2 separate regions of the Homo sapiens genome follow, and region 2 is linked to region 1. Evidence: read pairs that join two places in POLR2A ChIA-PET (ENCODE). Cell type or tissue: MCF 10A. All regions are shown on one strand. Each heading gives the region's core, and the rest is flanking DNA. Links, peaks and the distances in the headings are about the cores only.

The links. Peaks named below come from ENCODE experiments on the same cell type or tissue, not always from the same donor. Only the 100,000 strongest peaks of a DNase experiment are listed, where the experiment ranks them.
Region 2: POLR2A ChIA-PET joins it to region 1 with 5 read pairs; 7 of 35 experiments call an interaction of 5 or more read pairs at or near these places.

The regions. Positions count from the first base shown.
Region 1 is chr12:69,499,473-69,504,760 of GRCh38, forward strand. The region is part of intron 1 of FRS2 (fibroblast growth factor receptor substrate 2); the gene reads left to right. Among named protein-coding and RNA genes, the nearest start is that of SNORA113, 13 kb to the right of the region's middle. In MCF 10A, for the core only: no CTCF peak of the experiment used is centred there; a DNase peak (open chromatin) is centred at 3,069.
Region 2 is chr12:69,366,862-69,370,861 of GRCh38, forward strand. YEATS4 (YEATS domain containing 4) reads left to right here. Exons shown (of 7, transcript NM_006530.4): 5 at 3,845-3,937. Among named protein-coding and RNA genes, the nearest start is that of YEATS4, 9.1 kb to the left of the region's middle. In MCF 10A, for the core only: no CTCF peak of the experiment used is centred there; a DNase peak (open chromatin) is centred at 120.

The DNA of each region.
Region 1 (5,288 bases), core at 749-4,748:
GTTAATATTTTAGGGCATTCCTTTTCAAATCTGTCCCATATCATGTGTTCCCCTCTGCCCTCCACCCTCCAATTTTGGAGAAAGCATCCACAAGGCTACATATCTCCTCTCATAGAGTGTGAAAGTTTTTAAGAAACAACATTCTAAAATAAGATGATTTTATTTGCACACATGATTTTATTTGTGGAATGAATGAGCTGGTAAATTCTGGAATTCAGTGAATGGAGAGGGATGAATCACAGGTAGCTTCTAGATTTTTAGATTGTGTGAATGGTTATATAGGAGAATCTAGCTAGGTTTTGATGGTGAAGTTGGAGTAGGGTGGGGGTGGGGGATGATCCAGAAGAAAATGGTGTTGAATTTGATGTGCTGGTATAGTATCCCAAGTTGGAATCTGGAGCTTAGTTGAGAATTTGGGGTCATCAAATAAGCCAGAAAATGTGGAGAAAAAATTGAGTTTAAAATGGCCACAATTCTGGTCAGAGTAGTGTTTCTGACACTTCAGTTTTTTTGAGGGCCATTCCAAGATTCAGTTATTTCCTTAATATCTTTAAATGACTCTTTTCCTTAAATACATTTATTTAAAGAGAAATTTTATATTGGTACCGTAAATGGAAAACTAGTATCACTGGCTTTGAATAGTTGGCAATGGCAACATTAAAATAACAACGAAATAATGGTATTAACTTTTAGATAGATGCTGTTACCTGCTAAATTCTCTGAGCCTAAATCTGCCCAGTAAAAAAAACAAAAAACAACAACAAACGACATGAAGATACTAAGATCTTGTAATTAGAAGGCTTGAGGGATTGAAAAGCTATTAACTTTCTCATGACATGATTGGTTATTGTATACATTCTACCTAAAGTGGGCATACATCCCACACATCCTAAAGTGGGGAGCATCAAGGTATGGTAGAGGGAAGAGGAATTGGCAGTGGGAATAGAGAGGAATTGATAAAATACCTTCTCAGTGTGTTAGGAAGTTTTATCTAGAATATAAATTAGTAAATGAAAATGTGGACAAGGTGCCTAACAATGATGAAGAAAATGCATTCTTAGATTTCAAATATAGTATCTATTAGAACATTTCTTTTGGTTATGATTCTGGTCTTATGATTGAGTCTTAGCAGGCTTATTTAATTCAACCATAATAATTCAGTAAATGACATTTGTAGATACAGGCTTAAACGTGAATTAGACTGTCATCTTTTTATATATGAACTGTCTCTAAAAAGGAAGAATTCCACCCCTTTTTAGATCCTACTTTGAGGGAATGTGATTATATATAATAGGGATAGGGAATAATTTTGAGGAATAGTTTTGTGAGTCATATACAAAGGTATGAACCAACACTGGTCACAGATGTGAAGTTCTTTTTACTTTTGGTGGATGGGGGAGGAATGAATGTATTAATGGTTTACTTGTGTTTTTGTTATCCTTAAAATGAAAATTTGTCCCTTAATTCTGAACACATTTTTGGAAGTTCTTTAAATTTATGCTGATTAAATCATTCTACTTTTCTGTGGATTATGCATAATAGTACTTTGTTGTTTTCTACATTATAAAATTAATTTTAAAGAATATCTAAGGGGAATGTATGTGCTTTCCCTGCCTTCTTTTCAAGCTGAATTGAGATGGTCCCAATTTAAGATGAACTTTTTCTGTTGAAAAAAGACTTGTTTAGGAATTGCCATCCTTAAAAAAAAAAAAATCATTGTATTGCTACATATGATGATTACAACCTCCCCCCTCCCCCTTTAAAAGAATGAGACAAGATATAAATAAATACGTAGTGTAATTGCCAGGACACAAAGCTCTGTAATGTACCTGAAGTACAGACTGCTCATGGCACCTAACCACCATTTTTAACAGTGATTCTGTGGGGGTGGAAAGACATTCGTGACTCCCGACCAACCAGTGAATCATTTTGGCATGTACCATGTTGAAGTTTGGAATAGAAATAATTGTTTCTAGCAGAAGAGATGTATTAGAATTAGATATCTCTTGCTGTTATCTGCTCTTGAATGTGCCAGAAATTGTATTCAGTAGAAGGTATAATTGTTAACATATTTCTTTTGCATTATATTAGGGCTTTTAAACTTAATTTTGAGCAACATTCAGTTTAGCATAACAAACAAATTAGATGTTAAGTGTTAGATTCACTGTAGAAATATGCTCCACTGCTCATCTGGAGATTTTTCTGGTTCTCAGTTTCTTCAAGCATATCAGGATTCTCGAACTCTGGAGGGTGTGGACGGTTGTGTGGAAAGAGGTGATGAATTGGCTGTATTACCTGAAAGTAAATTCCCCATCTTAATCAGTTGATGTTGGGATTTCATTATCATATTGTTTATTAAAACACCATTCTATTGTTGTTGATATATTTTCCAGGTTACAAGCATTCTTTACTAGACAGCATTAGCGTAGACATCTGTGGAAGCATGTGTGAAACAACTGTATGGAGAAACACCTATCTGTTTTTTTTGTTTTGTTTTTTTTGTTTTTTTGTGAGATGGAGCCTCCCTCTGTCACCCAGGCTGGAGTGCAGTGGTATGATCTCGGCTCACTGAAACCTCCGCCTTCTGGATTTAAGCAATTCTTCTGCCTCAGCTTCCTGAGTAGCTGGGTTTATAGGCACCTGCCACCACGCCCGGCTAATTTTTGTATTTTTAGTGGAGACGGGGTTTTACCGTGTTGGCCAGGCTGGTCTTGAACTCCTGAACTCAAGTGATCTGCCCACCTTGGCCTCCCAAAGTGCTGGTATTACAGGTGTGAACCACTGCACCTGGCTAACACCTATCTTTTGTATTAAAGGGACATCATTTATTAGAATGGACTTCACTGAATGCAGCTTTTCCAGTTGATAATGTAGTTATTCCAAGAAATCTTATATATAACACAGTTTACTGTGATTTTTTTAATTTTTAATTTTTTTTTTATTATAGAGTTGGGGTCTCACTGGTTGCCCAGGCTGGTGTCAAACTCCGAGGCTCGAGCGGTCTTCCCACCTCAGCCTCCCAAAGTGCTGGAATTATAGGTGTGAGTCACCATGCCCGGCCACTGTGATTTTTGGTTGATGACAGCTTATCCAGCAAATATTTATTGCATGCCTATGTGTCAGACATTTTTTAAGGTGCTCAGTATTCCGCAGAGAACAGGAGACATAATCTCTGTACGGATGGAGCTTTCATTATGATAAGTGAGAGGAGCAGCAAGCAAATTAATACATACAGTCTGGTAATTATAAATATGAGGGAAATGAATGCAGTGTGGTTTCAAAGCTATGTACCCCATTATGATGACCTTTCTTTAGTTTCCAGGCAAATTTATAGTCTGCCTCTGGTCTTCCTGTTGGAAGTGTTGCTGAAGCTAGAAGTAAATCTACCTACTCTAGCAGCAGCAGCAGCATCAGCATCAGCAGCAGCTGCCGCCTACAGCCTTTCCCTCCAAGGAGTCCCTTATTAATTTTGCTACATAACAAATTACCATAAATTCAGTGGCACCCACAGTTCTATACATCAAAAATCTGGATACATGTGGCTAGATTCTCTGCTCAGGATATCACAAGGTTGAAATCGAGGTGTCAGCTGGGATGATTTCTTGTCTATAGGCTCTGGCAAAGAATCCACTTCTAAGCTCATTCAGATTATTGGCAGAACTGAGTTCCTTGCAGCTGTAGGACTGACGTCTTGTTTCTTTGTTGGCTGTCAGCTGGGAGCCACTCTCAGCTTATAGATGCTGCCTTTATTCTTTGCCATATGCCCCCCCTCCATTTTGAAAGCCAGCTATGGAGAATATCGTTTTTGTCTAATCTCTCACCGACCAGTCTCTCTGACTTCTGTCTTCTAGACCCACGTTTGAAGGATTTTTGAGGTTAGTTCAGGATTATCCAGCTGGATAATCCCATTTTCTTAAAGTTAGCCTGATCATGAAAGTAAAATCCCATCATATTCATAGTCCTAGAGATTTTACAGGGTATATACATCATGGAGCAGGGATTTTGGATCTTAGAATTCTGCCTACTACTGACAGTCCCCATTGCATGGCTGCCAGTAAGTGATGCAGTCGCCTCTTGTGTGTGGTGTGTGAAGAGGAGCATTAGCAACCCTCCTTTGTACATCTGTCTATCACCAGAGACCATGAGCTTCTACGTGGTGGTAATGGAGATTCTTTTGGGCTGTGGAGAGGAGTTTGGGCAGTAGTTGGTAGGAACTGCTGAAGTTGTGAAATAGTGTCTTTGCATTTACCTCTTCAGTGCTAGGAGTAAGATGGGGAATGATGGCTTGGAGAAGAAAGCAGAGTGGAAGGGTAGGTTCTCATGCCCTACATCACCCCTGGGGTGCAGAGTTTAGCCATTTTATAGAAATGAGAACAACACCAGTGCTTTTATTTTTTAAATCCCAAATGAAAATTAGTATTAAATTGCTTTTACAGATTTTTAAAATTTGGCTGGGCCCGGTGGCTCATGCTTGTAATCCCAGCACTTTGGGAAGCCGAGGTGGGTGTATCAGTTGAGGTCAGGAATTTGAGACCAGCCTGTCCAACAAGGTGAAACCCCGTCTCTACTAAAAACACAGAATGTTTATTGCATGCCTATGTACCTGACAGTTTTTAAGGTGCTAAGTATTCAACAGAGAACAGGAGACATCTCTCTGTTCTGATGGAGCTTTCATTCCGATGAGTGAGACAAGCAGCAAGCAAATTAATAGATACAGCCTGGTAATTATAAATATGAGGGAAATGAATGCAGTGTGGTGGCAGGCACCTGTAATCCCAGCTATTCGGGAAGCTGAGGCAGGTGAATTGCTTGAACCCAGGAGGTGGAGGTTGCAGTGAGCCAAGATCATGCCAGTACACTCCAGCCTGGGTGACAGAATGAGACTCCATCTAAAAAAATAAATAAAAAGTTTTTAAGGGAATTTAAAGCATAGAACCAGGAGACTGAAGTGAGAGTTTATTTAAGAACACCAAATAAAACAAAGTACAGATGATCCCTGATTTACAATGGTGCTACCTTTGATTTTTTGGCGTCACAATAGATTTATTGGGATGTAATCCCTTCACAAGTCAAGGAATATTTATATACATTATAGAGGGAAAATAACATAAGTCTGCTATGTTAACAGTTGCATCCCATTATAAAAAATATATTTTTTCTCATAGATTATTATAATTTAATAATGTTCTTTTTATTTAATGTATGCTTTAAACATAAAATGTGCATTATGATAACTTTAAAAACACAAATAACTTTTCCTTCTTTCTCAAAGTAGAATTACAACCTGA
Region 2 (4,000 bases), core at 1-4,000, 130 kb before region 1:
CCTGAGGTGCTTGCTTATTTATTTATTAATTTTTGTGAGGTGCTTTTTAAAAATTCAAGCTCCTAGGCCTCACCTTTTGGAGAGTCTGATTCAGTAGGTTTGGAATGGGGCCAGCACCCCAGGTGATTTTGATGCACAATGAGAATTGGGACCCAATGACGTAGACTTACTCTTTTCTTCCTACGTAGGAATTTATTTAGGCAATATCTCAAATGAGAATCTAGTTTGGGCTTGCATATCTCCAATATGGAGAATTAACTTATGTCACTAAGTAAAACATCCTATTCAAGGTTGGGGTAGTTTTAGTTTTAAGAAAGCTGTACTTCGTTACGCTTCCCTGAACTTTTTACTGATTACTATTCCTACCTTAGTTTTCTTTTCTCATGAGTAAGCATCCATAGCTCATTTAAACATTTTTTGTGTTTTCATGTGATGAAGTTTTTAGATCTCCTACCATCTGTGTTGCCCTTCAGGAAAACACACTCATGTTATATTTTGTTTGGCAATAATTTTTTTTTTCTTTTGAGACAGAGTTACACTCTGCTGCCCAGGCTGGAGTACAGTGGCATAAACACAACTCACTGCAGCCTCCACCTCCTGGCCTCAAACAGTCCTCTGCCTCAGCCTCCCCAGTAGATGGGACCACAGATGCATGCCACCATGCTGAGTTAATTTTTTATTTTCTGTAGAGATAGGGGCTCGCCATGTTGCCCAGGCTGATCTCAAACTCCTGGGCTCAAGCATTCCTCTCGCCTTGCCCTCCCAAGGTGCTGGGATTACAGGCATGAGCCACCATGACCGGTCAAGAAATTATTAAATATTATATCTGCTATTTGTAAGATATTGTTTAAGGGATTGAGAAGGATACAAAAATGAGACACTGACCTTAATGAGAATAGTTTATTAGGGAAAAGAGAGCATAGAATTTAGCAGATGTTGAGAGGGAGAGAGAAGCAGCTCATATGTTACTAGAGTAGAAGCTCTTTTTAACTTTGTAAGATTGCTGGGTTTTCATTTTTATTTTGAGAATATGCTGCCTTACCTCCCTGTCTCCTCATCTGTTACCCCTTATCCCCAGTTGGAAAATAAATCTATGAAAGAAATCATTGTACCCTGTAACCTCATTATGAGACAGCTCTTGAAGTCACTCTTAGAAAGGTATATAACCTATTGCACTGCTATAGTGATTAATCTGTTTAATAGATTCCCATATAGATTTACATAGGCCTGAATTTTATTCTCTAAAAAATATTATAGGGTTTTTTAGTATTATTAAACTATTGTACTTTTTCAATAGTTAGCTCTTACAGAAAATGTCCAGTGAAGGTTTATTTAAAATATCTAAGAAAGACAAGTTGGTTGGAAGACAACTTGTGATTTACTTCTGCTACCCAGTAACCTATTATACAGATCAAGCCACTATAAAAAGAATGGTTGTTTCTAAAAGCAAAATGTCAAATTGAGTTTTCATTCCTAGAAATAGGGATTTCTAGGCAAGTATAGGCAGTTTCATTGTTCTAAGAATTTTCAAACACCACTCAAAATTACAGACATCTGTCTTGAAATGTTTTTATTGCCTATATCCGCATGAATGCCTCTGGAAGTCTGAATAATAAATTTAGGGAAGGACAGTTTTACAATGTAATTGTAAGAATTTCTTAATTGTAAAAGTCAGTTGTGCACATGGTTTTAAGAGAAGATTTTTGAAATAAGTGTAAGTCTTCTGTGTTAGTTTTCTGGTACCATAAACTGGGTGGATTAAAACAACAGAAATTTATTCCCACAGATCTGAAGGCTAGAAGTCTGAAATCAAGGTGTTGGCCATGTTTTTTCCAAAGCCTTTAGGGGAGCATCTTTCCTTGCCTCTTCCAGCCCCAGATGTTCCTTGGCTTTTGGCAACATATCTCTAATATCTTCCTCCATTGTCACATGGCCTTATCTTTCTCCCTGGTCTCTGTGTCTTCTTCTCTTAGAAGGACACCAGTCATATTGGATTGTGGTCCACCCTAATGACTTCATTGTAATTACACCTGCAAAGACCCTGTTTCCAAATAATGTCACATCCACAGGTGCTGAGAATTAGGGCTTCGTATCTTTTGCCTGCATTTATAGTCCCAGTTACTTGGGAGGCTGAGGCAGGAGTATCATTTGAGATCAGGAATTCAAGACCAGCCTGGGCAACATAGTAAAACCCCATCTCAAACAAAATATACCTTTTGCAGGGAGGTCACAATTCAGCCCATAACATCTTTATCCCATCTTTGACCTCTTTTCCAAGAAAACTGCTTTTTAACAGTTACCTGTTCTCAATTCCTCTAGAAATTACTCACTCCTGTGCATCTCATATATTTAAATCCCTAATACTGGATTTCTCAGCTTCAGATAGTATCTTTCAGTGCCTAATGATTGATTATAGGTGATCCTTTTTCGTCCTCTTTCCAAGTTTCTTTTTTTCATTTTGCCAAAGGAATTTTTTCAGAAAGGATGCCTGAGAAATAAACTTTCAGAGATATTGCCCATCTGAAATGTCCTTATTTTTTCTTCATAGTTCATTGTTGGGGAGAAAAATTCTAGGCACTAAAGGTAGATATGCTTTCTTGTCTATGAATGGAGAGAGAAGAGAAAGTCAAGAGGCCTAGCTACCCCATAGCATTCTTGACTTTGATACTTGCCAGTTCTGAGCTTGGAGCACTGTAGGGCTCCTGGGAGCTCTGGCTCACACCTCTTAGGCAGTTTTCTTAAGTTTTCAGGTTGTGGTTTTTCTCTGGTGTCATTGTTTATTATCCTTCTTGGTAGACTCATCTGCTTTCTGTCTGTTCCAGAAATTTGTTAAATTATTTGCTTTAAATAATTTGATATGTAATTCATGCTCTCTTATTTTGCTGTTATTTTAGTAGAATTCTGTGCATTTCCCTCCTCCCCTTTCTACATTCTTAGTGCATCATCTTGAGCCTGGAAGATGTCCTTTAAGTAGGATATTTCCACTTGCTGAGCCATGTCCAGGGAAATCTGACATTCTGTTAATTGAGCTAGATTGTCTTTAGGGGGAGTTGATGGTGCTTGTTTAAATTCAGTTGCAAGGAATTTTATATTTTCTGACTTTTTCAGTGTACCCTTCCTTGCTCCCTATTTCATGACTTTTTTGAAGAGTACCATTCTCTTACAATTATGCTAGCTAACTTTTTAGAAAATTATTTGGGGTCTGGTTTTCAGAACTTCAACATGAAGTCTGATGTTTTCCGAACTAGATTTTATTTTGCTGAAATAATCACACATTGTGCTACAAAGCTTTTCCTTTGATGTCTTACTATACCTGTTTTTAGGTATTTGAAGACATGTTGCTCTTGCCAAAGTGAATTATTACTGACCAACTTTTTATTTATTTATTATGTCATTTATGTAATAATCTTATAGATCCCCAAAGAAATTATCTTGCCCTCACTGAACTTTTTCATTCCCCACAGTAAATTTGTAAACTCTAATCTTCAAAGCAGTCACAATTAATCCACTTGTGTAAGTAAAAGAATTCATGTTTTAGTGATTTCTCAGTTTAATTTCTATAGCTTTATCTTGTGTTATTTTTAGTTTCCTCTCTAGAGATTCTTGAACAGATTCTTAATTACCCTCTAAAGAGTATTCATGTTAGGTAGATATGAATGGATCTAATAGGAAAATAAAGGTACAGAAAATTTGGGTGATTTGCTGCAATAAGTTGCAGTTGAAACAAGATCATGAATTTGACATGTATATACTTATTCCAGTCTCTATTTCAGTTAAAAAAATGCCAGTATCTTATGATGATAAAAACCATTGCACAGATTTGACATCTGTTTCTATTTCACAGGTAACCCTGTATCATTTGCTAAAGCTGTTTCAATCAGACACCAATGCAATGCTGGGGAAAAAGACAGTGGTTTCAGAGTTCTATGATGAAATGGTAAGAAGATTTTATAATGATAGTTTTAAAAGCATTTGAAGTTGGAGAACTTTGAAGTTATTG